2 separate regions of the Homo sapiens genome follow, and region 2 is linked to region 1. A link is an interaction called in ENCODE POLR2A ChIA-PET data of the cell type or tissue named here. Cell type or tissue: CD4-positive, alpha-beta T cell. All regions are shown on one strand. Each heading gives the region's core, and the rest is flanking DNA. Links, peaks and the distances in the headings are about the cores only.

Region 1 (15,957 bases), core at 5,078-13,077:
ACCTAAAGCTTGTCTTCATTGAAGTAAAGTTTTATCCATCTAAAGCTATCTTTTTTCCCCCTCCCCATATCAATTAAAAACAACATCAAAACACAGTAGAAATGAAAAACTAACATGAAACCCCTTTAGCTAATGTAAGATCATACAATCAAAAGCATCACATTATTACATTGTAAATAACACCACATCATCTTACAAATAACAAACATCTATCAATATACAGAGCTTTCTATATATAGAAGCCTTTTATGTGTATAATGTCTATAGAGAGAGATGAATCCTGCTATACACTGTTCTTTATGTTACTCAGTCCAAATAATTGTTTTTCTACCTAAGTGATGATCTGTGTTGATATTTCTCACTATATCCCAGTAATTAAAAGTTAGTCTTCTTACTAATGTAATATTTGTGACTTGAGTGACTGCTACCACTCTAAAATGACACTCAGGTTTAAAAACAACACAATAAGAACTAAGGTCTGTACCTGCCAAGATAATCAATGGCATTTACATTTGCTTTTTTCTTTAATAAAAATTCCACCATTTTCACTTTTCTTCGACTCACAGCAAGTAACAGTGGCTGATATTCATTCTGTAAAATAACAGCAACAATTTATAATCACAAAATTACATATTTATCAACTGAAATGAAAACCTTATGTAAGATCCTGTGAGCTTCAATATATACAATTGAAAGGTCGTAAGAGGTAGTCCCTTTCTTTTCCCTCCTCGGTGCTTTTCTATGTTCTGCTCCTTCCCCTGGAAACAACCTCCTCTGCCTCACCACAAGAACTCTGGTCATCTCCAAAACTCACTTCAAACATTTCCCAGTTCCAAGAATCTTTGCTTCTGTCCCAGCATTTAGCATGGCATGTTTCAAGGATTTAATTGTTTCCCACCTGAACCAAGAGCTTCTTGAGGGCAGCAGCTGTATTTTTTTCTCTATGTCCTCAAACTCTAAGACACAGTAATAAATGTTTCAGGTATTTTTATTAATGATCTAAATTATTATCTATAGAGCGGTGTTTCTTAAACTATTAATATATTCCAAAGGATATTTACTTTACCAGAATTTGAACATTATACCCCAAAAGAGAGACTCCATGATCACCCATGTTTGAAAAATGTTACAAAACTGTGCATTATGTGTCTAGTATTTGAGAAATCTTTTGAACTTCACCTAATCCCTATTTGTAAATACTTATTTTGGAGAATGTTAACATTTGAGAAATGAGAGTTTCAGGGATACAGTTGTGAGAGCTTACCAGTAAAGGTAGAGGTTTCCTCTGGGTGATACACACTTGCCTCATTCTCTTCTATCGATGGTGTGAGAATCTCAGGTGACAATGTCAGGAGCTCCTGAGCACCTGAGCACCTGACATTGTCATCTGAGATTCTGACACGATTGACAGTTCATTTGAAGCCTATCTCTTTTTAATTCGGAGAGCCGGGCTCTGAATTAATAGAGATAGGCTTCGAGTGAACTTTCACTGCTTATTATTAAATAGTCCATGGGTTTTCTCTAGTAATATTTTTATCTTAGCTGTCAGAAAGCTCTGTATGAAATGTTATTCTCAATTACAATCTTAGGACCCTGATGCAAATATTTATGTAATTATAATCTTAGGACCCTGGTACATAACTCCTTTAAAAATCTATTTGTATTCTAGTTTCCAATTCATTCTTACCTAACTTATTTTATTTTAGGTAAAATATCAATCAGAAATAAAAATACAATGGCTTATCAATTAAAGCTCTAATAATGACCTATATGAATTATTTATAGCATAATGAAAACCACTAAATTATTTGCATCATTTATTTATTTATTTATTTATTTATTTGAGATGGAGTCTCGCTCTGTCACCCAGGCTGGAGTGCAGTGGTGCCATCTCGGCTCACTGCAACCTCCGCCTCCCGGATTCAAGCACGAGAAATTCTCCTGCCTCAGCCTCCCGAGTAGCTGGGACTACAGGCGTGTGCCACCACACCCAGCTAATTTTTTGTATTTGTAGTAGAGAGGGGGTTTCACCGTGTTAGCCAGGATGGTCTCAATCTTCTGACCTCGTGATCTACCTGCCTCTGCCTCCCAAAGTGCTAGGATTACAGGCGTGAGCCACTGCGCTCGGCCAATTACTTGCATTTTTAGGAGGCAATGCTGAAGAGAAAAATATAATGTTGTCTGCAATATGCATAACCTATGCAACTATACCATGATTCACCTTAAAAAGCTTACATGCATTCTAATGGGAAGATGATTATTTATGGTATGTATAAATAGTTTATAAAACACCACCATCTAAATTCAAAAGTTCAACCCGATTACCAAAGGATTTATATAAAATATAGACTCTACATTTAAATAAATATAAAATGTCTTGAAAACCTTGAAATATTTACTAAAATATATTATAAAACAGGGCTTGTAAAGTCATCCCTACAGAGGCAAGGGAGATGACCTGAGGAAGTGAAGTACCTAGGTAGGCACAGTAGCAAAATGGAGACCACATGCCTCATAGAAAGGGGCAACCTCTGCACAGCATCCAAAACCTGAGATAGGCTCAAGGGACACCAGATTGGATTCTTGAAGAGAAGCTTGGAATCCAGATCTGTGCACGAGTCTCCTAAACCTTCCATGTTGAGACAATTTGTAGACGCAAACTAAACACATGTATGGGACACATTTGGACTATATACCTTGTATTTTTATATTTGCTATGGATATGTCTCCAAGCGATTGTATGTAAAGCAAGTATTTTCATGTAAAATACTTCCTTTCTTTAGTTTCAGATTTTTTTTCCAAAATAGGCCCAAGAATGCAATAAAAATTGTTACTAAGAGTCATAATACCCACTTTGAGCACTTTTACAACATTCATTCATTTATAATTTATGTTTAATTTTCCCAGATTGTTCACCAAATGGATAATTAGTTCATAGGACTGCTGCAACTAAATTATTAAAATAATATTAAATTATAATTCTAGTTTCTATATTGTAACCTAATTTTTTTTATTTTAGGTAAAATATAAATCAGAAATAAAAATACAATGGCTTATCAATTAAAGCTCTAATAATGACCTATATGTATTCTTTGTATTCTTACTAACTTCATGGTTTTCAGTGTTTAAAACTGCTATCCTGATTATGCCACAGTTCTATGTACTTAACTGACATACTGAGGCAGTCCATAATAGAGCTTCAGCTTTAAAAAAAGGTTTAGAATTTTTTGCTATTGTAATTGAGAGAACCCCGCTTTTAATAATGATGTATTGACCTAATCACCAGAATGATAACAAAGAGACTCAGAGTCCTGAAAGAGTCAGTCTCTACTTATTAAAAGAGTCCACAATAGCAAATTTCTAATGACCCTATGAATGGCAGTGAATAAGTGATGGTGGCAAAGAAAAGGTGTTATTCTTATGCTGATAGATACTGCAAATAATAGTCCTTTCCACTTCCCAACCACAGAGGTAGAGACAGGTAAAAGTCAGGCCAATATTATTGGAAAGGAGAAATTTAAAGGAAGCAGCACCTATCTCCAGCTCTTCTAGAGATTTTTTGTGTGTTTGAGATATGGGAATTTATATTACACTTATCTATTCAGTGGTTCTTAACCAGCAGCGTATCAGTGTCCCAAGAAATGTTTTATTGTTGTTGTTGTTGTTGTGTTGTTGCTGTTAGAGGCAGTGTCTTAATCTGTTGCTCTGGCTAGAGGCACCACCATGCCCAGCTTCAAGGAAATATTTTAAAACATACATGCCCAGTAATATTTAATAGTAAATATTAGATTTACTATATTAAAATCTTCAGGGGATATCCTAGACTTAGAGATTTGCTTTTAATTTCCCCAGGTTACTGCCATGCACAATTCTAACTGCGAACCAGCACAGTTGATAATCACTTCAGTCTCATTTCTCACCCACGTGGCAAATTCCCTTTATCGTTTGGGATTTGGCCGAAAAGAGGAAAGAGCAAAAGATAGAGCCATTCACTGAAGACTTCATTTACTTTTCCTGGGTAGGGGTAGGGAAGAGACTAGTAAGCTCAAAATCCAACTTGATTTTACTATTTATAAGCTCCGTATCTCCCACCTGCCCATCAAGACATTCTGGACTTGAGAGTAGAGTTTAGATGCTTATCTGAGTGGCTGTTTCTGCCAGAATTGAATAATGTCCATTAATTATGTGTTCTTCTCTCTGCTGAACTGTGTGCCGCTTCATCACCACTATTCACTGCCAACCTGGTTTCCTCAGAGTCTTACCAAAATTGATCCCTGGGCAATTTCACAACTCACAAACTCTTTCCCAAAGTAAGAATAATCATCCCCAAAACTGAAGCGATCTTTGTCTAAACATATAAATTGAAAACAAACAACAAAACACACAAAAACCCTCTCCACAGTATTTTCCCTCATTACCTAATTTCCAAATTAGCTTGTGCATTTCTGATTGCTCTCCTTTTCTTCATTTTTCCCTCTTAAGCCTTTCCACAGAGGAATCACTTTCAAATGAAATCACCTTCACATACAACACTTGTCAACAGCAACAACATGTACATTTATTGTGAAATTCTTTAATTTTCTTTGACATTTAAAATAAAGCCTATTTATAAGGGACAATTTTACTTTCCTGTGTCACTTCACACTGATTAGAAAAAAAGTAATTTAGTGGAAAAACACTTAACTATTACCTTTCCCAAATTCAGTTGTCATGAATTATAAATTTATTGTAATTCATTTGTTTTTATAGTTATTTACCATAAGTGCATGAAAAAAGGCTGTTCCCTATAATGCTTCTTTAAAAGTTCCAATATTTAAAGTAAAATCTTAGACAGTTAAGGCATTTCAAAATATTTTCATTCAAGGAATGTTTGAGCTTCCAAATATGAAAAATTGACCCTTACATGTGTCAATGTTAAAATAAATGCATTTCAGATAGTTTGAAAATAACATTGGTTGACCTATACCTTGCTGCATTCTTCAATATTTGTACCATGTGAAAGAAGTTTTTCTATCATGGATGTATCTTCATTATACACAGCGTAGTGCAGAGCAGTCCTTCCAAAGACATCCGTAATATTTGGATCGGCGCCATTTTGCAGCAGAAGAGTTGCACAAGCCTCCTGCCTCAGTTGTACAGCCTGTCAGTATTAGACCGAGAAACATGCAAATACTGAAAAAATCAAAATAAACACTCCGTAGGATTTCCTACTAGTTATATGGTGGTATTCCAATGAGATAAATTCATTTTATCCTATGTACTTCAACCAAATCCATCTCATGCTCAAAGAGTCAGCTACTATGTACCTTGATCAGAGGTGTCCTGTCTTCACGGTCGCAGAGGTTAAGCTCACATCTTCTGGACACCAGGAGATGTACCATTTCCGGTTGGCCAGTGGCACAGGCCAAATGTAGGGCAGTCCTGTGAGAGTGACAGGACTTTTTAAAACATGTAACTGTAAGCATTAATTAGCATGTTATTTCTCTGTCTTCAAAACAAATATGTAATTTTCTTGTGAAGAAAGTACAACATTTGTTAGCGCTTATTACTCACCACATTAATGAAAGAGCAGGCTATTTAATAGAAAAGGCTTGGCTTTTGGATTCAGTTTAATTGGGGCTTAAAATTTACTGTAAGCTCTGTCACTTAGCTGTTATTTAGCCTTTCTTTGCTTCAATTTCCTTATCAATAAAATATGTAAGAGAATAGTAGCTAGCCCACAGAACACTGCTGTGATGCTTACATAAGAATCTATGCACAGCATTTAGAACACTTTCTAACACAAATAACAGCTCAATAATTTTTAGATATCACTACTTACAAAGACAAAGACATTTTAATTAAGTAAAATGATACAATCATATCTACATTGAGGTATCTATTAAAGATTAGATGTATCATTGTATTTCAGTCATTCTCAGATGCTCATTTTCTCACTATTCTCTTATATAAGCTACTATTCTCTTATATATTAACATCTCCTGACATTGGAAAACTGTTTACAATTCATTATTTATTACATTTATAACTGGCAACATTTTAAACATTATCTTATCGATATATAAAGTAATGTGGCATCACCCAATCCGTGATGCCTTACATTAAGTGGGATACAGTTCATAGAACAGGCAGTTCTATTCATATAATTGGCACCTAAATGAAGTACTGTGGAAAAAGAAGGCAAAAATAAAAAAACAAATTTTTAAAACAAAGTAATTCTTACTTCAACTTTCAAAAAAAAATAATCCAAAGAAAACTCAGGATTCAAATGAATAGGTATGGCTCATTTTTTTCAATACTTACAGAATGTTATGTAAATTAGGTATTTGCAATGATTAATAGTAGTATTTGAGACTGTCATAAGTTTTTGAAATGGCAGTTAAAGGTTATCTTTCACTATTTTCTAACTTCAGAATTGCTTTTGTTTAAAAAAAAAAAAAGGAATAAAAGATCCAACTGGGATTCAGTCCTAATGCTTCCATTTTAAATCTCAGCTTGCTCAGGCTGGGCAGGTAAACATGAAGTTGTTAAGGGTGGAAGAGTCCTGAGAGATGGTGGAATGTGTCTGCTACATAATAGGTATTCAGGTTATGCTTGATGAATAACTGGATTGAAAGAATGCATACATACAGTTGGGAAGTTTATTGTGAAAAAAACTATAAATTAAAGCAGTGCTTTTGGAATAGTGATAATCACTTATATTTGCTCATTTTCATTTTCATGAGGACACTGATAAACTAAAATAATTAATTTAAAATTGTTTCCTTATATGTAATAAAACTATAATAAAAACTTATGTATATACTAAAATCTATGCATAATAAAATAATCAAGCACAAATAAAAATATTCCCTCTGCCTCTGAAGAGGCTAAAAGTTCACAGAAGATACCAATAAACAAAAAAATAAAAATAAGGCCAGGCACAGTGGCTCACACCTGTAATCCCAGAACTTTGGGAGGCCGAGGCGGGGGGATCACCTGAGGTCAGGAGTTTGAGACCAGCCTGGTCAACATGGTGAAACCCCGTCTTTACTAAAATATACAAAAATTAGCTGGGCATGGTGGCGCACACCTGTAATCCCAGCTACTCAGGAGGCTGAGGTGGGAGAATCACTTGAACCTGAGAGGCAGATTGCAGTGAGCTGAGATCATGCCACTGCACTGCAGGCTGGGCGACAGGGTGAGACTCCATCTCAAAAATAAACAAACAAACGAAGAAATTAATAATAAAATAGAAACTGAGAATTTTTTTTCTTTGCAAGATTTATATTTCTTCTTTTCCCAAGGATAATTTCATTAATAAAAAACATTTACTAGAAGTTTTAAACATGCTGATCATTTATACATCACAGATAAGAAAAAATATCACAATACACCTGCCAGAAAAGAAGAAATGTTATATTTTGTACACATATTTGGCTTACTAACACCATAGATTGTTTGTGTGTATGTATAATCAAACCAACTTTTTTTCAGAGTACATCTTCACACCTCAACATACATCTGTATCTACTGACATCTGCAAAGGTCCCATATTGTCCCATCCTATGGATGCACTGAAATTTATTGATAAATTTATAAAATTTATAAAATCCACTATAAGGGGTTTTCCAAATACACTGCTATTTTAAGCAGTGCTGAGAAAAACAAATTGCATGTATCTCTATTTCCTAGAGATATTTTAGTATAACGGAATTGATGGGTGAAGGGCACATACATTTTTACAGTGTGATACTTACCAACAAATTGTCTATTTGAAAAGTCATCAGAAATGTAAACTTTCAACAGCAGTATATGTACTGCTACCCTTTACCCTCACAAACTTGTGGATAGAAAACAGTATTTCATTCTTTTTTTAACTTAAATACCTTCTCCTCCCAGGAACACTAAATATTTTTTCCCATGTGCATAGGTTGCTTGAATATCTGAAAAATAAATGCTTTGCTCTATTTTAAATGAGAGTTCTTGTTTATTTGAAGAATTCTCTGTAAAATGAAAATCACTTTTTTATCTAATATGTATACACACATATTGTCTTTTGTTAATTTTTTCTTATAAACTGGATTTTTTTTATTTTGCTAAATCGACCTTCAGAATGTGTGCTTGTGATATTTGTAGGAATATAAACATGCATCAATATAAGTAGGCATTTGTGTTTTTTTCTGTTATCTTTCTTATTTTGTGCATTTAAAATTTTTAATCTACATTCCATAACGAACTTATTTCTGTGACATGAAAATCTAGCCAGATTTCTCCAAATAGTTAGCAGGCACTTCATTTATGAGTAATTCATCTTTTCCTACTAATATGAAATGTCACCATTATCCAATTCTATTAGATTGGTGCAAAGGCAATTGCGGTTTTCGCCATTACTTGTAATTGCGGCAAAAACCGCAATTGCTTTTGCACCAACCTAATATATTCTTACACATATTGGTGTGTTCCTGGATTTTCTAACCTGTTCCATTCACTGATTTGTTGTTTCAGCTGTTAGTAAATAACTTGTGGAAATTAACAGCACATTTTCATATCTAGAAAGGCAAGTCTTTTTTGACTCCATTTCAAAAGTTTTCTTAATGTCGTCACAATAGTAAAAGACAGCATGAGTAATTCAAAAATGTTAACACTTTGATAACTTTATTTGGATTATGTAAAATTTATAAACACAGAAAGAGCTCAGAACTTTAGAAAAATGTGTCTTTCTATTCAAGAACACAGACCATCTTCCCACTTCAAAGTTTCCCTCTAAGGTCCCTCAGTGAAAACCAAATTGACATAGGTGTCCATTGATATCAAATAAATATTGGATTTTTATCCAAAGAATTTTTAGCCAGGAAGTTGATATATTATGGAAATGATTTCTCTCATTATGCACCTTTCCATAATGTATGTAACATTATGCTTTAAAATGTGCACGTTAAAAATAAAACGCTGTACATGCTGAATTTTATTAGTGAAATCACTTTAAAATGATTTATAAAGAAGCAGCATGGTGAGTGATTGGAAACCAGCTGAAGTTTTGTTTTTGTTTTGCTGCTTGTGAAAATGACCTGGGTGCTCGCCCCCGCCAAGGTTTCCACATCCCAGGTGCGGCTGAGCCTGCCAGGAAAGAAAGTCCAGCCCCTTTGGTGACAGGACTCGCCCCCCTCACCTCTGCACCCCTTTCCCCCACCCCATTCACCCCCACACCTCACCCCCACCTCCAGTCCTCTATCCCATTGAACCCTCACCCCATCTCCCCACCCCACACCATCCACGCCCCTACCCCCCAAGCCTTCATTCCATCCACCTCAGCCCATTCACGCCCCCACCCCATGCACCCCCTACTCCCCACTCCCATCCCCCAACTCACTCCACACCCCGCCACCCCATATACCGCCACTCCCCAGGCCCCGCTCCACTCACTCCCACCCCAGCCAGGCACCCCCTAGCCCCCGTCCATACCCCGAGCCCCGGACCATCCGCCCCGCAGCCCTCAGCCTGCAAAGGGGTACTTCTCCACATCCACAGGCCTCCTCCCGCAGCCCCGGCTCCCGGCCCCCATTACCTTTCCTTCCTGTCTCTCTTATTGGCGTCATAATACGTGAGCAGAAGGTACTTCAGTTTCTCCAGATTACCACGTAAGACAGCTCTGTGGATCCTCTTCAGATGATACGGTTTAATGTAGTAATGGGGAAATGCGAAGCCATCCGAGCACAAGCGCTCCATGAGGGTGGGCCACCTCTCCCGCTCGTCGTCTTCCTTAATCGTCGGCTGCAAATTGTAGCCTGCAGCCGTATTTCAGCTCGCCTTCGGGGATCGCCGCCTCCGAAGAGCAACAACAGGCAAAGCAGTCTGTGCACGGACCTCCGCGCAGACTCTCAGCGCCTCCCGCCTCTCCGCAGAAACGCCCAACAGAAGGGTTAGAACCAGCGAGCACGCGCACCTTAGCCGGCCCTGCCCAACAGGCCCGAGGCAGAGAAACCGCCCTAGCAGCTCTCGCGCGCCCGGTGCAGGCGGCGGTTGCTGCGGAGGTGCCGCGGGAGGGCGGGGCTCCCTGGAGCGCGAGGCGCGCCCTGCCCCAGGGCCTGTTTAACTGTCGCCCGCGCGCTCTTCTCTTCCACAGGCTCCCGACGCTCGGAGCCCCCCGCGCTGGGCCCTCTGCAGCCCAGGGATGGGGTTGAGTGGTGCTTCTCCGCCTAGTGCCACCGCTGGGCCCACAGCCCGACATCGCCACTGCGTCGCCCCCGGGGTCCGCGCTGATGGGTGCGAGGCGGGAGGACGGTATCCGGGGTTGCCACAGCTGCAGCCAGCGCACCACTTGCAGGCGGCACTGCAGCTCGGGCTCCGGCGGGGGCTGGCGGGGCTCCCGTGGGATGGCCTCCTGAGCCCTGAGTGCGCCGCCATCCGGCCGGAGGGTGCGCGCCTCCTGCACCCCCGGCCGAAGCCCATGCCCGGCGCTCCTGCCGCAGACTGCCTGACTTGCCGCGGCCAGGCTGGCCCCGGGGTCCGCGCGGCTGGAGGCGCAGGCCTGGTCGGGGATTCCCAATCCTCGGGGACCCCTGCTCCATGTGCTGGTGGCGGCTGCAGCTGCAGCGCCCGTGGGCTGACGTGGCTTCCCGGAGCTGCGGCCGGCCGCGCCCAAAGGCCCCATAGGCTGCGCTGCCCTTGCCAGCTGCTCCTGACCCACGCCCAGAGCGCAGGACCTGGCGCTTGGCACTCCGCAGCCACCGGGATGAGGCTGAGCGCCGGTTTTCGGCCTCGTGGCGCCGCTGGGGCCACAGCCTGACTTCACCACCCCGTCGCCCAAGTCCTGTGATGGGCAGGTGTGAGGAGGGGCAATCGGGGTTCCCAAGGCTGCTGCTGCCTGCATGCCACTCCGTGAGGAAGTTGAAATACGTGATCTCTAAGAGTCCTCCCAGTTCTTCACCTAAGACAAATATAAATCAAGTAACATTCGCTATTGTGATTAGAAAAGCTGCATTTACAGACGTTAGCCACTAGATGGGGACGTGCGATTGTTACAGGGCTGAAGGCCTATTTATTTTTTATTTGGCCGCTAGAGGGCACGCCTGCACTGCACTTAAAGTTGACTACTTTTAAGGAAAGACAAAAGAATTCTTGGATTTCTCCATTTTCCTCATCACCTGTGCTTATCAGAGAATTCCAGGGGCAAGCTACCCTTTCCAATTCATCACTAATTTATAAACAAAATTCTAAGGAGTAAGGAATGCTTCTTACTTCCTATAACATATGTAAGAATGAACGCTCAAAATAAAAGTAATTTATTTAAAACTTGTGTTGAGTAATTATAACTGCAAAATTTTTGCCCATGTTTTTCATATGCTGTTCATTTGCAAATTATTAGAAATCTACATATTCTGTTCATCTCAGCATTATTTATAACAGGGAAAAATTAGACACTAGCCAAAAATCTAAAAACAGGGAACAGTAAGGAAAAAGCAAATGGTTCTTTAATCATCATCACTAAAAGTGGTTGTGACTTAAAATAATGACATAAAAGATGCTTCTCCGCTGTTGAGTAAAACATCAGGATAAATTTAAAATTCTATTTCAAGCTTAACTATATTCATTTAAAAAGAGAAAAGAAATTTTAGAGAGTTTATCTTGTTGGATTATCAGATGTTATTTTTCTCTTTTTAATGCCATATACTTTTCAAATTTTCAGTGGGCTGCTATTACTTTTGTATTTAAAAAAGAAAAATATAAGGAAAAAGAAACCTGTCACACACTTTCTAGTGGATTTTACTGATCAGTCATCTCTGTATTTCTGGCATCACAAACTGAGCCAGAAACTCAGTGCCTCCCATTTCTTTTTTTTTTTTTTTTTTAGACGGAGTCTTGCTCTGTCGCCCAGGCTAGAGTGCAGTGGCTCAAACTTGGCTCGCTGCAACCTCTGCCTCCCAGGTTCAAGTGATTCTTCTGCCTCAGCCTCCCAAATAGCTGGGATTACAGGTGCCCGCCACCACACCCGGCTAATTTTTGTATTTTGGTAGAAACAGGGTTTCACCATCTTGACCAGGCTGGTCTCGACTCCTGACCTTGTGATTCACCGGCCTCGGCCTCCCAAAGTGCTGGGATTAACAGACCTGAGCCACCGCGCCAGGCCAAGTGCCTCCCATTTCTTGTATTCACCTTTAAAACTCCTGCAATGAAGGACTCCCTCCTCCCTCATCTAACCTATTATGTGTGTGGTGAGTTCTGACTATGATATCATTCCTGATGTGAAACCGAAGTCTCTCTCTTCTAAGTCCATCCATTGGTTCAGTTCTGCCTTCTGACAGAGTCCACGCCAGACTTCACATTTCTCCCAATCTTCTTTGTCCTACAAGGGCTTTCTATTCTTCAAGCTAAAGAGATACCAGTGATTCCATTCGTTCATTCAGTTAACATTTAGGGGCCACATCTTGTGCTATGTCCTGAGATTTGCCAATGAGCAGAGCTCAGAGTATTGAAAAGACAAACACATACACCAGGCATTTTACTATGCTGTGTTGTGTGTATGACAGGAGCACACAGGGCATCCAGGCACCAGTGAGAAGGGCCTTTCACCAGACTTGAGAGGTCAGCAAAGGTGCTCTGAGGAAACACCTTCTAAACTGAGAGCTGGAAAGAGTGAGGCAGGAAAGCAGTAAGAGGTAGCGTTCTGAGGAGGAAATCTCCGAGGTGGGACAGGGATGCGTATGGAGAGAATGCCCTTCCCATCCCCACTCTTCATGAAATCTCTACTCTGTCAGGGTCTCTCTGCCCTGTGAGCTGCTTGAGGACAAAGACTGTTTTATAAAAATTTTTATTTCCTCCCTCTGTCTTCCTTAAACACCTAGCCCAGTGCCTGGAACATAAGAAGCCATAATGAATTTTTGTTAGATGAGTGAAGAGTGCTGAGTAGAGCAGAAATGTCACATGCCTCAGTTTAAATATGGGTCATCAGTTTTCTTTCTTTTTTAACATAGAAGTCAAGACTTGATCTCTTACAGCTTCGAGATACCGTTAAAGATATAATCATCCTCATGTATTTGAGCTTTGTTTTCACCCATTATGTTATGACTGCTGTCCATTGTTCCATGACACAATTCTCCATCTTTCTTCATTTTCTTCCATTTCAATTAACTCATTTATTTACATGTGGGAATGGAACATATAACGTAAAATCCACAAGTAAGACTTCCCAGATCCTCAGCTTCTTTCTCTGGCATTAGCCACTGTTTCTACTTTCATGAGCATCTGCTATGGTTTGAATGTATCCCCTCCAGAAATCAAATATTACAAATGTGATAGTATTAAGAGGTGGGGCCTTTTGGGAGGTGATTAGGCTATGAGGGCTCTGCCTTCATGAATAGGATTAGATATGCTTAGAAAAAGGAATGATGGAGGAAGTTAGACTCCTTTTGCCCTTCAGTCTCCTGCCATGTGAGGACACAGCACTCCTCCTCTCTGGAAGATGCAGCCTTCAAGGCGACATCTTGGAAACAGAGACCAGACACTCACCTGACAATGAATCTAATGGCCCCTGGATTTTGGACTTCCCAGCCTCCAGAACTGTGGAAAAAACAAATTTCTGTTCTTTATAAATTACTCAGTCTATGGTATTCTTTTATAGCAGCCCAAAACAGACAAGACTCTAGGAAATCAATTTGTATTCAGCACATCAACAAAATTCTTTACAAATGGGACCCCCCAATAGGTGGGTGTCACTAAAGAGAGGTGCCCATAAGCATGAGACAATGACCACGTGGCATGAGCAACGAACTACGATGAATGAGCACATGTTACCACCACTAAAGAAAAAACTTACATGACTAGATGACAACAAAATAATTTCTTATAATGAATTTCTCATTGTATTTTTTCTTAACCTTCCCTCCATTTAGTCAGGAATCTGGCTCTGACTCACACCTGAAGGACAGACAAGGACTTTTGTTTCCAAAAGCATAAACTGAAAGGAGAACTCGCAGAGTCTACAGAAAAGAGAAAAGACATTTGTCAACAGGGAGTGTTTATTTATCTTTTTTAACTGGAGGGAAAGAGCAGGGATGAGGAGAGGAGATGCCTTCGGTATTGGAGAAAAACAATATTGTAGAGTTTTCCATCCTGGTACTAATAAAATTATAAAGGCCAATAAGAAATGACTGATAGCAATAAAACAAGGAAAGGGGCATAGCCTAATACAGTAAAGAAACTGGTGACTCAAAGAGAGAAAGGAAAAGAACATTCTGGAGCAAAATAGAGAGGGACAGCATTTAGCTCCTAAGTTCCTCTTCCGTCCTCCAGCCCCACCCTCCACATCCACCTCCAAATCCGGTGATTTTGAGCATAGTGAAGCACACTGACACTGAAGGGTGTCCTTATACGATCCTCCCCTTGCTGGTGACTGGTGGAAACAGATGCTGGGGAGAAACAGGAGAAACAAGGTGGAGGGACATCAGGGTGCACTTCCTCTAAGAGAAGTCAAGGCTACACATGGAATGAGGAAAGCAATCCAATGCCCAGGGGAGTCCTCATGGTACTGAAACAGGAAGAGCCATCTGTTGCCCAAGCATTCTAACCAATGCTCAGAGCCCTCAGCTGCCCTTTCCCTCTACTGCCTCCCCATTCCCTTGGGCTACCAGGAAAAGTGGAGATGTTAATGGGCTCCAATCAAAGGCCACCATGAACACACCTGTAGTTGAAGAAGTGAGTTATTACTGGTTAAGTGAGGGAGAATACAAACTACAGGGAACGGTGGGGTGTCTCACTAAGAGGACAACAGAAAGGACTTAGAAGATTTGGGGTTGTGTTAGGCAATAATCTGGGAGAAGGGTTTAAGGAAATGGGGCTTCGTTCTGAATTGGGTGTTGTCACGAAGTGGGGGTAATTCTAGCATAGTAGGGTATCTTAATAAATCTTATGTGGAAAGATGTAAACCTGCATTAAAGCCTTAATGGGTTAAGGCTATAATTGGTAAAGAACGTTAAAGCTGTAGTTGGTGAAGAAACAGTAGTTACTCATCTTAGCTAGAATAGAGACACATTGGTCATTTGTGTGATATGAACAATGCTCATGCTTTGCTCATGCTCAGACATGATTATGAAGAGGTCTTGTTTTTGTCTTAAGTATTGGCACAAAATGATATGGTCTGAAGCAGATGTTCTATGGAATTGTTTATGCTCACAAGAGAACATCAACATCCATCTGTGGGTGCCAGGCAGCTCACAGCATCGCCAATGCCCAGCAGATAGGACCAGGTCAACTCCTGGCTGCCAGACACACCTCTTCTCTTTCTCAGAGGAACACAAAGTACCCAATGCTCATTCTGTAGCTCAACAGGAAAACACATTCTCAGGTGAGCTGGAAAGAAAGTCGCTCATCTAATAATGACACAATTTTAAAAGACTGGTCAATTCAACTACATCAAAGACAAACAAAACAAAATTTTTTGCATGGCAAGAAAAGACTACCACCACAGTCAGAAAACAAATGAAAGAGTGGGAAAATAGGTTTGCAACTTATATCATAGACAAAGGGGTGCTATCTCTAATATACAAATAGTTCTTACAAATTTAGGGGAAATAGACCAACAATATATTGAAAAAATTAAAAAGATACACAGAGAGATTTCATAGGAAAATAATTGGAAGTTGATCTTAAACATGTGAAAAGTTACGCAACATGGCTCATAAGAAGATAAGTGTAAATTAAACATATTTCTATGCTCTGTTGTTAGGTGCATACACACATGCAGGATTGTCATGTCTTCTTGGAGAATTGACTCCTTTTTCTTAGGTAATGTCCTTCTTTATCTATGGTAACTTTTATTGCTCTTTAAGGCTGCTCTGCCTGAAATTAATAGAGATATGTTGGGGGTATTTTTGATAAGTGTTAGTATGGTATATCTTTCTGCATCCCTTTAATTTATGCAGGTGCATCTTTATATTTAGAATGTGTTTCTTGTAGACTACATATAGTTGAGTCCAACTT
Region 2 (15,957 bases), core at 7,794-15,793, 110 kb after region 1:
ATGGTCTCGATCTCCTGACCTCGTGATCCATCCACCTCGGCCTCCCAAAGTGTTGGGATTACAGGCATGAGCCACCACGCCCGGCCTAGAATGGCTATTTTGGTTTTTTTCTTTCTTTCTTTCTTTCTTTTTTTTTTTTTTGAGACAAAGTCTCGCTCTGTCGCCCAGGCTGGAGTGCAGTGGTGTGATCTCGGCTCACTGCAAACTCTGCCTCCCAGGTTCACGCCATTCTCCTGCCTTAGCCTCCTGAGTAGCTGGGACTACAGGCGCCTGCCACCATGGCCGGCTAATTTTTTGTATTTTTAGTAGAAACGGGGTTTCACTGTGTTAGCCAGGATGGTCTCAATCTCCTGAACTCATGATCTTCCCGCTTTGGCCTCCCAAATTGCTGGGATTACAGGCGTGAGCCACTGTGCTGGCCTTTTTTTTTCTTTTTTTGAGACAAAGTCTTGCTCTGTCACCCAGGCTGGAGGGCAGTGGCGCAATCTCGGATCACTGCAACCTCCACCTCCCAAGTTCAAGCAATTCTCCTGCCTCAGCCTCCCTAGTAGCTGGGATTATAGATGCCTACCACCAAACCTGGCTAATTTTTGCATTTTTAGTAGAGATGGGGTTTTGCCATGTGGGCCGGGCTGGTCACGAACTCCTGACCTCAGGTGATCTGCCCTCCTCGGCCTCCCAAAGTGCTGGGATTACAGGTGTGAGCCACCGTGCCCAGCCAGAATGGCTATTTTTTTAAAAAGAAAAATAACAGATATTGGTGAGGATGAAGGAAATTGAAACCCTCATACATTGCTGGTGGGAAGGTAAGATGGTGCAGCTGCTACATGTCCATTTTGTGCTGTTATAACAGAATACCACAGCCTAGGTAATTTGTAATAAGTTGAAATTTATTGGCTCACAATTCTGAAGGCTGGGAAGTCCAAGACTGAGGGGCCAGCATCTGGCAAGAACCTTCTTGCTGTGTCATCATCCCATGGTGGAAAGCAGAAATGCCATAGAGGTGGAAAGCGGAAATGCCATAGAGGGTGAAAGAGAGAGCAAGGGAGGGCTGAACTTGTCCTTTTACATGGTATGCACTCTTACGATAACTAACCCATTCCTGTGATAACCATATTAACCTCTTAATGAGGGCACAATTTCCATGACCCAAACACCTCCATTAGGCCCTACCTCCTAACATGACGACCACATTGGGAATCAAATTTCCAGCACCTGAAATTTGAGGACACATTTAAATCATAGCAATGGGTGTAGAGTTTCTGTTTCAGTCGATTTTTTTTTTTCTTTTTTCTGAGATGGAGTCTTGCCCTGTCACCCAGGCTGGAGTGCAATGGCGCGATATCAGCTCACTGCAACCCCTGCCTCCCCGGTTCAAGCGATTCTCTTGCCTCAGCCTCCCGCGTAGCTGGGATTACATGCATGAGCTACCATGCCCCGCTAATTTTTTGTATCTTTAATAGAGATGGGGTTTCACCATGTTGGCCAGGCTGGTCTCGAACTCCTGACTCATGATCTGCCCACCTCGGCCTCCCAAAGTGTTGGGATTACAGGCATGAGCCACCGTGCCTGGCCCTGTTTCAGTTGATTTAAAAGTTCTGGAAGCCGAGCGCCTCAGTCCCAGCACTTTGGGAGGCCAAGGCAAGTGAATTGCTTGAGGTCAGAAGTTCAAGACCAGCCTGGCCAACGTGGTGAAACCCTGTCTCTACTAAAAATTAAAAAAAAATTAGCTGGGTGTGGTGGCGTGAACCTGTAGTCCCAGCTAGTTGGGAGACTGAGGTGGGAGGATCATTTGAGCCTGGCAGGCACAGGTTACAGTGAGCTGAGACTGCACCACTGCACTCCAGCCTGGAGTTCTGGAAATAAACAGTGGTGATGTTTACACAACACTGTGAATGTTTTGAATACCCTTAATTGTACACTTAAATAGAGTAAAAATGGGCCAGGCATGGTGGCTCATGCCTGTAATTTCAACACTTTGCAAGGCTGAGGTGGGAGGATCACTTGAGGCCAGGAGTTCCAGACCAGCCTAGGCAACATAGCAAGACCCTGTTTCTATAAAAAATTAAAAAATTAGCCGGATGTGTGGTGACACATGCCTGTAGTCTCAGCTACTCAGGAGGCTGAGGCGGGAGGATTGCTTGAGGCCAAGAGTTTAAGGCTGCAGTGAGCTATGATTACACCACTGCAGTTCAGCTTGGGTGACACAGCGAGACTTTGTCTCTAAATAAATAGCAGAAATGGAAATTTTATGTTAAGTGTATTTTACCACCACCACCACCACCACAACAAAGCAAAGCCAAGGCCCAAGGAAGTCCTCTTTAGCAGAGAGCTGAGATGGAGAAAAGGGTTCTGAACCACAGCTGTCTGCTGAAGGAAGCTGTCCAAAGGCCAGTGAAGTCTCTCCTGAGGGTGCCTGGGCTGTGCATCAGGAGTGAAGGTTGAGGGTCACCTTAGGTGTGAGAAGGAGCAACTGGGAGAGTGGCGCTGATGCTTCCCCCCGGGTTAGGAGGCATTTGGATCACAGAGCGATGCCTGTTCATTCCTGCTTGCAAGGGAGCAGATCTCTCGACACCCGATGGGCCTCTATTCCGTTCCGGCAGCTGTCCGTGTCAGGAGCGCTGGGCTTGCTCCTCCCCACGGGAGCCATCACAGAGGCCTCGGGCAGTCTGCATAGACAACTGCCTGGCAGGTGACCAGGAGGGGATGCATGAGCAGATGCAGGTAGCACTTGCAGTCCCCCTAGCTGTGCCCTCAGCACCTGCTGTCTAGGAGGCAGAAGCCTTGTTCTCGGCCTTGCAGGTGACCCCAGTGTCTCTGAATTCGGCCCCATATGTGTAGGAGGGGAGTGATTGCATCTGAAGATGGGAGTCTGGTTGGGGGTTTGGGAAGCTCCCATCACCCCTCAAGAGTCCACTGACCAGCCCAGCTCACACCAGGTGGGCCTTGGCATTGGAGGCCACGGCTCAACTCTGCAGTTCCCTCTGGGCAGCATTTCCAGGGACTCGTAGGTCAGCATGGTCATCAAGGACAGGTGGTGAGAGCAGCTCCTCATTGTCCTGGTGACCCCAATGGTTCATTTTCTGGTGTCTCTGTGGTGAGCTCCTGTTACATCAAGCGAGTGGAAACCACCGAGGACCAACAGCCCTGGAAATACACGGAGAATAAATATAGGATGAGTGGGCTTTGTGAGGGCTGTTTTCTGTGACTTAGCAAGGAAAGCCTAGAGGGGAAGGTAAAACTGCTTCTTCCCAGGGAAGCCAGAAGCCTGAGAACTTAAAAGGGAAGGAGAACTTAATGTATTTCAAAAATGTAACCCTCATGAATTAGCAACAGTTTTATAAAGAAAGAGCTTTCTGAGCTTTTAGAATCTGTTCTGATTCATCTGTGCCCTCACAAACTTTACCCTATTTTTATGAGTCATCTTGCGAACAGCCTCAAAGGTGCATCAGAATGACAACAGAAACCAGAAGAGTTATTAGGGCACTAAGTATCAGGAGATCTGGGGCCATATATCTTTAGCGGGCAGTGTTTACTGCCCAGGATGTCTCAGACATCACAATTTTCCGGAAATGATTTAGGTAATTGGAGTTTTCCTTCCCAAGACAAGGCATTTTAGGGAATAACGTCCCATATCTGTGGCGTTTGCGTCATGTATTCACTGTATTCATAGACTGCTTTAGGTACTTAGAGAGCAAAATATATCAATCCTGCGTTGCTGTATTAACATGCCTTTGTTTGCTCCACTGGAGATGAAATTCTACTGCAGGTGTTTCCAAAGTTTCCGTATGACCCATCATTTAACGAAGCAACAGCAGTCAGATCCATTACAAAGACAGACATGAGAAAAGGCAAGTGTATGTCATTAACATAATAAGTGCACACATTTCTATAGGCCTATGTGTTGTCTTAAATGTGCTATACTATCATACTAGCAGTCTTTAAACCAACTACTGGTGGGGCAAAGCCAAATTGAGATATGAAGGAAACAACTGTCTGAAATCCTCTCTATAACCTTCCACTCACTATGGAATCTGTGCTCCAAAGTGTGAATATCCCTGTATTTTGGGGTGATCCTTGATGTGCAGTGTTAGGCAGGTTCTGCCACCCTGGAGGCATTCAGAGGACAGAAACCTGATCTGCAAGTGGGGTTCCCCACTCCCGACAACAGGAGCCCCCAGCAGCATCCTAACTTTCAACCCAACACACGAATCCTTCTAAGTGCACAACGTGGTTTGAGAGAATTAGTGCAGTCATTAATACCCCATTCAGTGGATGATAAAACAAGACCAAAAAATGACTTACCTTAAGCACACCCATAGAAATGACACATGTGAAGAACACACTGTTTCCCCAAAGCAGCTTCATATTATGGGAAAAATTTAGCACTTTGGGAATTAAGATAGGTATTTGCTCACAGTAATAAGGATAGAATAGTGTATTGGAAATCTGCCAGCCGTGGGTACAAGTGCCCCAGGCAGGGAGGGGGAATGGGCACTGTGTTGGTATTCTGCAGACAGATGTTTGCACCCCAATTCCTGAGGGTAGTTTCCCTGAGGGTAGCCCAGGACAACTGCCTGGGCACCTCTGCAATCGGCAGTGAGGCGGCACCACTGTCTACATCAAGGCATTCACTTTCAAACACACATTTTGCTCACACAAGTTGAGTTCTATATTAGCATTTCAACTTAAAAATGGAAAACAAGCCAGGCGCGGTGGCTCACACCTGTAATCCCAGCACTTTGGGAGGCCGAGGTGGGCAGATCACTTGAGGTCAGGAGTTCGAGACCAGCCTGACCAACATGGCGAAACCCTGTCTCTACTAAAAATACAAAAAAATTAGCCAGCCATGGTGGCTCATGCCTGTAGTCCCAGCTACTTGGGAGGCTGAGACATGAGCATCACTTGGACCTGGGAGGCGGAGGTTGCCGTGAGCCGAGATCTTGCCACTGCACTCCAGCCTGGGTGACTGCGAGACTCTGTCTCAAAAGACAAAAAAAAACCACAAAAAAACCAAAAAATGGAATACAAAATATGGGCCCAAGGTGCTTGCAAATGTGTACTGATGAATACCCTTTTTCTTATTGTTTTTTATTCATGTGTCTTATCAAAGGAACCAGCATTGCTTGGAATTCTCCTAAACCAGAATATTTCCTTGGCAGTGTGGACAAAATTCCTGATAAAGGTAAATGCAAATGCATAAAATTGGAATTGGGGGTTGGTAAGTCATTGTTCTTTTTCCTCTTTTTTTTTTTTGAGACGGAGTCTCACTCTGTTGCCCAGGCTGGAGTACAGCGGTGCAGTCTCGGCTCACTGCAAACTCTGCCTCCCAGGTTCACGCCATTCTCCTGCCTCAGCCTCCCAAGTAGCTGTGACTATGGGGGCCCGCTACCACGCCTGGCTAATTTTTTGTATTTTTTAGTAGAGACAGGGTTTCACCGTGTTAGCCAGTATGGTCTCGATCTCCTGACCTCGTGATCCACCTGCCTTGGCCTCCCAAAGTGCTGGGATGACAGGTGTGAGCCACCGGGCCTGGCCCCTCCTTTTCCTTTTACCTGACCTGAGTTCAGAGCTGAGGGTCTGGCAGATGGTGCTCAGACTCTCTTGTAGAGAGTACAAGAGAGTACTTGTTTTTTTTTTTTTGTTTTTTTTTTTGAGACAGAGTCTCACTCTGTTGCCCAGGCTGGAGTACAGTGGCACCATCTCAGCTCACTGCAAACTCTGTCTCCTGGGTTCAAGCAGTTCTCTGCCTCAGCCTCCCAAGTAGCTGGGACTACAGACGCACACCACCACACCCAGCTAATTTTTGTATTTTTAGTAGAGACGGGGTTTCACCATGTTGGCCAGGCAGGTCTTGAACTCCTGACCTCGTGATCCGCCTGCCTCGGCCTCCCAAAGTGCTGGGATTACAGGTGTGAGCCACCGCACCTGGCCACAAGAGAGTACTTGTACTTGGCTGTACAACGTGTGTGCTTCACCCTGAATTATGAAGAGTTCCCTAATCAATGGTAAGGTTTAGGATACCCATGGTTTCCCCAAATCCCACCCTGTGCGAGTCTGCTTCTGTGATATGTACAGCATGGAGGAGCAGATCAGAATGTTTATTCTCTGCAGGCAGACGGATGCCAGCCAGGAGGGACAGAGAGCTAGCCGCAGACACCTGGTGCCTCCTCCCAAACTGACCTGGGCAGGTCCTTCCCCCGCTGGGGTGGTGGGGCTGGGCAGTGGCTGAGCACATTCCTGAGGTGCTGCCCCGGAGGAATTCTCCCCTCCTCCTCAGGAGTGTGGGAAAGCGCTGCCTCCAGCTAGGAGCAGAGGCTCATCTGAGCTATCTGATCATGCTGGAGGGAGATTGGCTCCACAGACAGGATGAGCAGCTAGAATCCATGAAGCATTTCTCCCCTAGAAAGACTTAAAAGATTTAAAAGAAAAAAACCAGGCCAAATAGGTCACTGTCCAAGCTGGTAAATATGTGGTCTTTCCTGGGTGCAGGATTATGAACCTGGCCAGGAGTTCCCGGGCCGCACCATGCATCAGCCGGAGGTCAGGGTGGGGAATGGGAAGAGCTTATTAAAAATCCTTATTCCTGGCTGGGTGATGTAGCTCCCCTGTAGTCAGGAGTTCAAGACCAGCTACTCAGGAGGCTGAGGCAGGAGAATCGCTTGAACCCAGGAGGCAGAGGTTGCAGCGAGCTGAGATCGCGCCACTGCACTCCAGCCTGGGCAACAAGAGCGAAACTCCGTGCTGGGATTACAGGCATGAGCCACCGCGCCTGAAAATAGTGTGTTTTAATGTCTTGTCGGACTAGTTCCCCTTTTGCAGTTTTTGTTTTTTCATTGTTTTCCTGGCTATTTTTGCATGTTTGTTTTTCCATGTGAACTTTAACATCAACTTGTCTAACTTCATCAAAAGGCTATGGTATTCTGATTGGCATTGCATCAAATTTATACTACAATATTCACTGTGGGAAAACAGATGTTAGGTCATCCTATGCTAGAAATGGGAATGCCTTTCCAGTTCTTCAAGTTTATTTTCACTGTGTGTTAAAGTTTTCCTTACATAGATTTTTACATGTATCTTCTTAAGTTTATTCCTAAGTCACTTAATTTTCTGTGTTGCTATTGTAAGAGAGGGGGTTTCTCTATCATTATACTCTCTACCTACTTAATGTTTGGGTATAGGAAGGCTTGATTTTTATATATTAATTTTATGTCCTATTGCCTTGTTCAATTCTACGTATACTGTTATAGAGATAGTTTTACTTCTTTTTTTTTTTTTTTTTTTTGAGATGGAGTCTCACACTGTTGCCCAGGCTGGAGTGCAGTGGCATGATCTCAGCTCACTGCAACCTCCTCCTCCCAGGTTCAAGTGATCCTCCTGCCTCAGCCTCCCAAGTAGCTGGGACTACAAGCACATGCCACCATGCCCAGTTAATTTTTGAATTTTTATTAGAGACAGGGTTTCACCATGTTGGCCAGGCTGGCCTCCAACTCCTGACCTCAGGTGATCTGCCCGCCTTGGCCTCCCAAAGTGCTGGGATTACAGGCATGAGCCACCATGCCCAGCCAGTTTTACATCTTTACCTATTGTTATGCCTCTACCTGATTTATTTATCATGTTTAATTGCATTGCTAATACCTCTAGGATAATCTTGAATGGTTGCTGGAGATACAGTGGGCATCCTGCTTTGTTCTTGCTCTTGGAGAAATGCCTCTTGAGTTTCCTGATTAAGAGTCTGGTTATAGGACTAATATGAATGAGAGATTATCTGTATATCTAGCCTTCCATCTACACACATACATGTAAATATGTATGCATACATATATTTATACTGAGAATGAGAATATATCTGTCCAAAAGATACTTTTTGGGTATTTTTTTCTGTTTCTGTGAGTTGTGTTACTTTAGATATCTCATGTAAGTTGAATCATACAGTATTTGTCTTTTTGTGGTTGGTTTAGTTCATGTAGTATAATGTTCTCAAGGTTAATGCATGTTGTAGCATATGACAGAATTTCCTTTCTTTTTAAGGCTGAATAATATTCTATTGTATATATATACCATCTTTTCTTTATCCATTTATCTGTTGTTGGACACTTGGGTTGCTCTCACATCTTGGCTATTGTAAATAATGCTGCAATGAATATAGGTATGCAAATATCTCCAAGATCCTGTTTTCAATTCTTTAGGATATGTATCCAGAAGTGGGATTGTGGGGTCATATGGTAAATCTATCTTTAATTTTTTGAGGAACCTCCATATTGTTTCCATAGCAGCTACACTGTTTTACAATCCCACCAATATGTGCAAGAGTTCCCATTTCTTCACATCCTTGTTAACATTTGTTATTACATATTTAAAAAATCAAGAATGGGTGCTGAATTTTTGGAACTAATCATATGATTCTTTTCCTTAAGTCTATTAAGATTATATATATGATAATAATGAATTTCCTAATATCAAACCAACCTTACATTCCTAGAATAAATTCTACTTGGTCATAGTGAGGCTTGGAGAGTCCAGTCACTGCTCAGGAATCTTGGGCCTGGGCCCAGCTTTTTCTCTGCTTCAGCACATCTGTGCTGTCACTCAGAGTGGCAGGGGATTGGAAGGAGCCTTGGGGTTCCTTTAGCCACCAAGAAAGCAGCAGGTCTTTGTATAGATATGTAGACTGAGCCATGATTTATAACTTTTAATTATTGATACATATGATAGGTGTTTCTCCATTTGTATTCTTTTTCAATTTTTAAAAATTATTATACAATACACATAATATGAAGTTTACCATCTTAACCATTTTTAAGGGCACAGTTCAGTGGTATTAAATACATTCATAATGTTGTGCAACCATCACCAGCATTCATCTCCAGAACTCTTTTCATCTTATAAAACCAAAACTCTATACTCATTAAATAATAACCATCCATTCCTCCATCTCAGCATCCCCTGGCAACCACCGTTCTACTTTCTGTATGATTTTGACTATAAATATCTCACGTAAGTGCAATCATACAGTATTTTGTTACTGACATTTCATTTTGCATAATGTCCTCAAGGTTCATCCATGTTGTGGCATATTTCAAAATGTCCTTTCTTTCTTTCTTTCTTTTTTTTTTTTTTGAGACAGAGCCTCACTCTATCGCCCAGGCTGCAGTGGCGCGATCTTGGCTCACTGCAACCTCCTCCTCCTGGGTTCATGCCATTCTCCTGTCTCAGTCTCCCCAGTAGCTGGGACTACAGGGACTACAGGCACCCGCCACCACGCCCGGCTAATTTTTTTTTTTTTTTTTTGTATTTTTAATAGAGATGGGGTTTCACTGTGTTAGCCAGGATGGTCTCGATCTCCTGACCTCATGATCCGCCCGCCTCGGCCTCCCAAAGTGCTGGGATTACAGGCGTGAACCACCATGCCCGGCCCAGAATGTCCTTTCTTTTCGAAGCGGAGTAATATTCCATTGTATGTATCTACCATGTTTTGTTTACTTACTTATCCCTTGATGGATATTTGGGTTGTTTCCACATTTTAGCCTTGTGAATAATCCTGTTATGAACGTGGATGTACAAATAATTCTTTGAGACCCTGCTTTCAGGTATTTTGGGTATATACTCAGAAGTGAGATTGCTGGATGATATGATTTTGGTTTTAATTTTCTGAGGAAACGCCATGCTGTTTCCCATCATGGCGGTACCATTTGCATTCCTACCAACAGCACACAAGGGTTCCAGTTTCTCCACATCCTCGCCAATTCCCTAATGATTAGTGATGTTGAGCATCTTTTCAAGTACTATTGGCCATTTGTATATCTTCTTTGGAAAAATATCTATTCAAGTTCTTTGCCCATTTTTGAATCAGTTGTTTGTATTTTTGTATATTGTTGGGTGTCAGGAGTTCTCTCTATAGTCTGAGTATCATTCCCTTATCAGATAAACAATTTGCAAATGTTTTTTCCCATCCTGGGTGGGGTACCTTTTTATTCTGTTGACACTGTCTTTTGATGCGCAAAATTTTAAAATTTGCATACAGTCCAATTTGTCTGTTTTTTCTTTGGTGGCCTGTGCCTTTGGTATCAAACCCAAGAAATAATTTCCAAATCCAATGTCATGAAGTTTCTGCTCTATGTTTTTCTCTAAACGTTTTTATAGTTTTAGGTATTACATTTAGGTCTTTGGTCCATTGTGAGTTAATTTTTGTTTATGGTGTTGGATAAGGCTCTAACTTTATTCTTTCGCATATGATATCCTGTTTTCCTAGTACCATTTGTTAACCTATTAAAATTCTTGTGCTGGTTTTTTGCAAATGTTAGGTGTGGTCTGCCCAGGAATGTATATTACAGTGCCAAGATACCTCAGCCCCTGAATAATGTATCTTCACCCTTGAATAAAAAATGCCCCTGAATAATTTACCTTCACCCCTGAATAATCATTGTTTAAGTAAAATTAAATGATATGCTTGAGGAATAGAAAGCCTACTATCTAGCTTGATCTTTTGATTTCTAAAACTGTTTCTTCAGTCAATTGCTTTAACATAATTTTACTTTCAAATCTTTATTTTTCCTTCAGGAGAAGCCAGGACAACATTTTTTCTTTTATTTTCTTTCTTTTCTTTTCTTTTCTTTTCTTTTTCTTTGAGATGGAATCTCACTCTGTCATCCAGGCTGGAGTGCGGTGGCGCAATCTTGGCTCATTGCAACCTCCACCTCCCAAATTCAAGCAATTCTCCTGTCTCAGCCTCCTGAGTAGCTGGGACTACAGGCACGCACCACCATGCCCGGCAGTCTTGCCTAGCAAGACAGGTTTAGCAGGGTAGTTCTGGCTCAGAGTCCCCCATGAGGTTGCAGTCAAGATTCTTCCAGATTCATTCTCTCACTCAAGACCTAACTACTGATCTGTCCTACCCAGTGGGAAGCACTGTGCTGGAAGCTAGAGAGCTCAGTGAGGCATTCTTGTCCTCCAAGAGCTCACAGCTCTTAGGAGAGTCAATCTAATCGGTAAATAACTATTAGATATAAACATGCTAACATTGAAGGTCTTTAAAAAGTGCTTACGTTGTAATCGCACGGAGTTCTGGGAGAACAAGAGGCTGATCTCCTTGATAGGGTTTTTCCAAGTAGGAAGAGTGAGGGAAGAAGAGGGCTGAGAAGAACTGTAGGCAGTGACAAAGCTCACGTCTGCCAGCTGAGGGGGCTGATCAGATCCATCTTCAGAGGGTGGGAGCTGCTCTCAGGCTACTCTGCAGGGACAGTAAATTCCAGACCACACTGTCTGCACCTCCTCCTTGGCAGTAGTGACCATTCAAAAAAAAAAGAAAAAAAGGCTGGGTGTGGTGGCTCACGCCTGTAATCCCAGCACTTGGGAGGCCGAGGCAGGTGGATCACCTGAGGTCAGGAGTTCGAGATTAGCCTGGCCAACATGGTGAAACCTCATCTCTACTAAAAATACAAATATTAGCTGGGTGTGCTGGCGTATCCCTGTAATCCCAGCTACTTGGGAGGCTGAGGCAGGAAAATTGCTTGAACCCAGGAGGTGGAGGTTGCGGTGAGCCGAGATGGGGCCACTACACTCCAGCCTGGGGGACAGAGACTCCGTCTCAAAAACAAAAAACAAAAAACAAAAAAACCAATGGTCGAAAACATCTCGATAGGAGGAGGAGTGGGGAAATGACCATTCTGGGAAGTGAAGTGTCTTTTAAAAGGTGTGCCCAGGTCTGTGGACAGCAGCTGTAGCTACTGATGATCATAGGTCCACTGAATGGAACATAGCATCAGTCCTAGCAATAACATGCTATTAACATGTAATCAAAGGCTCACGTCAATGTTAGAGTCTCCAAAACATAGAGAATCATGAAGATGAAAGACTTCAACTTTTTCTTGAGCACAAAGTCAGAGTTTCTTGGTTCTGCACTCCTTTAAGAAGGTTTTTACCAAGCCCAGCACATGCTTGATTGGCAGCTTGGGTTGAGCCTACACCATGGAAGGACGGGAGAATTGCTCTTGTAATGGGTGGCTGCTCCTGTCATAGTTAGTAGTTCTAAAGTTGGAAAGAAATCTGGAAATGAAACTGTGTTGGTCAAAAATTTGATAATTGTGCTTATTTTTTCCCACAAAAAAATAATCCAAGAAATGATCAAACACAAACCATCAAACATAAAAGACGCCTTCAGATTCTTCAAAGAACCTTAGGTAAATGAAAACTTACGTCCATACTGACGATAAGAATAGGCAGTGGCTCTTGCCTCTGGTAGAGAAAGAGAGTGAAAATGTGTTCCCGTGTCAGGTCTACCATTGCTGCAGCTCTGTGGAAGACCAAGCCAAGCGCGCCCCCTGGTGGATAACTCCATGCTCGCCAGGGCTTTCTGTCTGTGGCTATTAATCTGAGTCGGATTTGACATGTTGCATTTCAAAAGTCAAGTTAATTATCAGTCTTATTAAATTGGGAGTTTTCTCTCTTTTCTAAGCCAAGTTGAATAAGGAACAAATTTCTCTCTTTTTTCCAGGAATACCTAGAACTTCATGAGACTGTTATCAGACACCCACATGATGGTCTTAATCATATTGTGATAATTTTCTGTTATTTTATTTTATTGTTTAATTTTATTATTCTTTTGAGACAGGGTCTCGCTCTGTTACCTGGGCTGGAGTGCAGAGGTGTGATTATAGCTCTCTGCAGCCTTGATCTCCTGAGTTCAAGCCATCTGCCTACCTCAGCCTTTCTAGTAGCTGGGACTATAGGTGTGCGCCACCATGCCTGGCTAATTTTTTTTTTTTTATTTTTAGTAGAGATGAAGTCTTGCTATGTTGCCCAGGCTGGTCGCAAACTCTTATTGTGACAGTTCTCTATCTCTCTGTGAACAAGGCCAAGGAAGATTTACCAAACCCATCCAAAGCTGCCCCGCCCCCACTTCCAGCTCTTGGAGGTCTCCCATCTGGAGCTGGGGGCTCCAGCCTGCTTTGAAGTCTTCCGGGGTGTGAGATTCATTACTTCTCATCCTTTCCCATTCCCTCTTTGATAGCTCACCTTCTAAATGCTAAACAGTCCAAACAGATTTCCCTGGAGCGCCTACCCATTGGTTCTAGTTTGTTCCCCAGAGCTTCTCAAAACATCTCTCAGCCTCTTCCCAGGCCATCCTGCATCTGGCAAAGATAGGCAGGCCATGCTGGCCTCCCGATTTTCTCCAAGCTAAACTCAGGCCCTTTGACAGGTCCCATATGCAAACGAGTCAGGCACCAAAGGGCAGAGCTAGGATGCAAATATTTCTCATTTTCGACTGTCTTCTTTCTATTAAACTATTCTGCAATCCCTCTACTGATACCTGAATATTTCAGTGTGGTTAATTTTCCTATCTTGTCCTCGCAACTCAAGAAAATTTTTATAGTACTTCGTGTTTTAAAAATTATTTTCATGAACATTGTACAATCTGTGAAGTAGGTCTCATTATCTCTATTTTATGCAAGTGGAGAAGTAGGCTGGGGCTTAGAGAGGTTCTCTAAGTGTGGTCCTCTACCCACAGAAGCAGCGTCTTTCAGGATCTGTGAGACATACGCATTCCCAGGCCTACCCCAGACCTATGGAATCAGAAACTCTGGGGTGGGGCTTAGGAATCTGTGTTTTCATAAGCCCTCCCAGTGTGATTCAGATGCACGCTCGAGTGTAAGAAATGCTGCCTCAGCTATGGGTGGGTTGCCCAGGAATTTGTTAGATTTTTTAAAAAGTAAACAAAAACAATAAAACACCAAAACACTGAGGTTCTGTAGGACATTTAGACTTTTCCCCCAAGTCCTCCCTAACTCCTCACTTTGAGTCTAGAAGAAGCTACTTTTATCATAAACGCTGAACTAATCACATGCCATGGTTGTTTGTAGATGAACACATTTTATCTTTTGTAGATCACCTTTCAGAGGAGAAGAATTTTAAAGAATCCTGTCTGTTCGACAGGGATTTAAGAGAGCAGTTAACTACTATAGATAAAGAAACACTTCAAGGAGCAGCTAAACCAGGTGGGAATCTATATGGCCTATAAACTAAGTATGATGCTTAAATACGGACAACTTCTGAATGTGTCTTTTGCCTTTCATGGTATTTTAACTGACATCTTTAATTCACCCGCTAAAGTGAATTAAATCTGCAGTGAATACAACCTGCAGTTAAAATTTATGAATTAAACCAACTCCAGAGGCCGGGCACGGTGGCTCACGCCTGTAATCCCAGCACTTTAGGAGGTCAAGGTGGGCGGATCACCTGAGGCCAGGAGTTAGAGACTACCCTGGCCAACATGGTAAAACCCCGTCTCTACTAAAAATACAAAAGAAAAAATTAGCTGGGCATGGTGGCGGGTGCCTGTAATCGCAGCTACTCGGGAGGCTGAGGCAGTTCAAGAATCACTTGAACCCAGTAGGGGGAGGCTGCAGTGAGCTGAGATTGCACCATTGCACTCCAGCCTGGGCAACAAGAGCGAGACTCAATCTAAAAAAATAAATAAATAAATAAAAACCCAACTCCGGGAATTTCACCACTCTTCCAAAAAGATGCTACTTTTATATTGTTTCTATACAGCCAGGGCTTCACCCTCGCTCATCCCTGAGCCCAGACCTGTTTAGAGTGGGCAGAAGCTCACCCATGCTGGTACCAAGTGCAGTACACCCCTCCACACTGCCACTCCCTGTCAAAATTATACCTGGTTGTCACTTCCTAATGCTTAGAAATTAAATGCTGAATTATTCTAGCAGAGCCTTAGAGCTGCTGGATACGCTGCCTCTTGGCATAGCATAGCTGAAGGTAGGAGGCTGGACATGCCCTGTTTTCTCCCCATCACCCAAGAAGACCCTTGCTCAGCACTCTGCTGTCTACATAACCGGCTGCCCTGGGCAGCTCTCCACACGAAACCAGCCGATACCTGGGATCATACCTCCATGCCTGATTTCCCTGATGTCTTTTTCTTTTTTGGTCACATTATAAATGGGGTGACAGAAGCTCTAGGAGACACTAATGTCGGCTGAGATCTCCTTCCTTTGAGATCTAGCTAAGACTGCCGCGTTTTCCCCAGCCTGTGCTCAGTGGTATTCCGTCCACTCTCACAATTTCTGTAAGTCCTCAGAGGGGCTCAGGAGCTCAGGATCATCTGTGGCCTTGTGTTTGCCTCGTGCTGGTGCAGACATGAAATCTCCCAAACCTACACACACGAGGCAGATTGTGTATGCAGTACAACTTTCTGAGGCCAGGGGGCAGAGGAGGGGAAGCAGAGAAGAGGTTATATCACTGCCCTGTGAAAAGCTGCAGAGTGTTCGCCTCCATTGTTCTTAAAATCCTTTGCAGTAGGATTTCTCAACCTCCTCTAGTGCCCCTGCTTCCTCCTACCCATCTGAGCTCTCCTCTGTTCTTCTCTTTACCTCCTACAAATTGTCTGTGGAACTTTCTTTCTGGCTGCTTTGTTGCATGCCAGCCCGTATCCTCAGTGTCTCATCTCCACCCCCCAAAATCATCCCATCTTATCGCCAAATAGCAGATGAATGCATATGAATGCATTTCCCCAAACAGCCAGTTCCTTCCCAAGAGGACTTCTGGAACCAGTGGCTAAGATGCCAAGGTTTTTTGTTTTTTTTTTTGAGATGGAGTCTCACTCTTTTGCCCAGGCTGGAGTGCAGTGGTGCGATCTCAGCTCACGCTCACGGCAACCTCCGCCTCCCGGGTTCACGCCATTCTCCTGCCTCAGCCTCCCAAGTAGCTGGGACTACAGGCGCCCGCCACCACGCCCGGCTAATTTTTTTTGTATTTTTAGTAGAGACGGGGTTTCACCGTCTTAGCCAGGATGGTCTCGATCTCCTGACCTCGTGATCCGCCCGCCTCAGCCTCCCAAAGTGCTGGGATTACAGGCGTGAGCCACCGCGCCCGGCCGAGATGCCAAGGTTTCTATTCTGTTATGAATGGAATGAACAGGTGTCCCTTGCAGGCTTAGTCCTGGTT

The links. ChIA-PET counts read pairs that join two places held together with the same protein. Peaks named below come from ENCODE experiments on the same cell type or tissue, not always from the same donor. Only the 100,000 strongest peaks of a DNase experiment are listed, where the experiment ranks them.
Region 2: POLR2A ChIA-PET joins it to region 1 with 40 read pairs; 20 of 35 experiments call an interaction of 5 or more read pairs at or near these places.

The regions. Positions count from the first base shown.
Region 1 is chr2:97,579,978-97,595,934 of GRCh38, forward strand. ANKRD36B (ankyrin repeat domain 36B) reads right to left here and starts at 9,900. Exons shown (of 44, transcript NM_001393939.1): 1 at 9,548-9,900; 2 at 5,307-5,421; 3 at 4,967-5,140; 4 at 485-591. The coding sequence starts at 9,708. RefSeq lists an enhancer at 10,052-10,552 and a silencer at 10,345-10,534. In CD4-positive, alpha-beta T cell, for the core only: CTCF peaks have their summits at 10,994 (motif pointing right) and 11,272; DNase peaks (open chromatin) are centred at 9,884 and 11,004; H3K4me3 peaks cover 1,441 bases; H3K27ac peaks cover 605 bases.
Region 2 is chr2:97,685,143-97,701,099 of GRCh38, forward strand. C2orf92 (chromosome 2 open reading frame 92) reads left to right here. Exons shown (of 8, transcript NM_001351368.2): 4 at 3,753-3,851; 5 at 5,114-5,185; 6 at 13,884-13,994. Among named protein-coding and RNA genes, the nearest start is that of ZAP70, 20 kb to the right of the region's middle. RefSeq lists enhancers at 2,817-4,016, 5,552-6,351. In CD4-positive, alpha-beta T cell, for the core only: CTCF peaks have their summits at 12,337 (motif pointing left) and 15,211; DNase peaks (open chromatin) are centred at 12,299 and 15,209.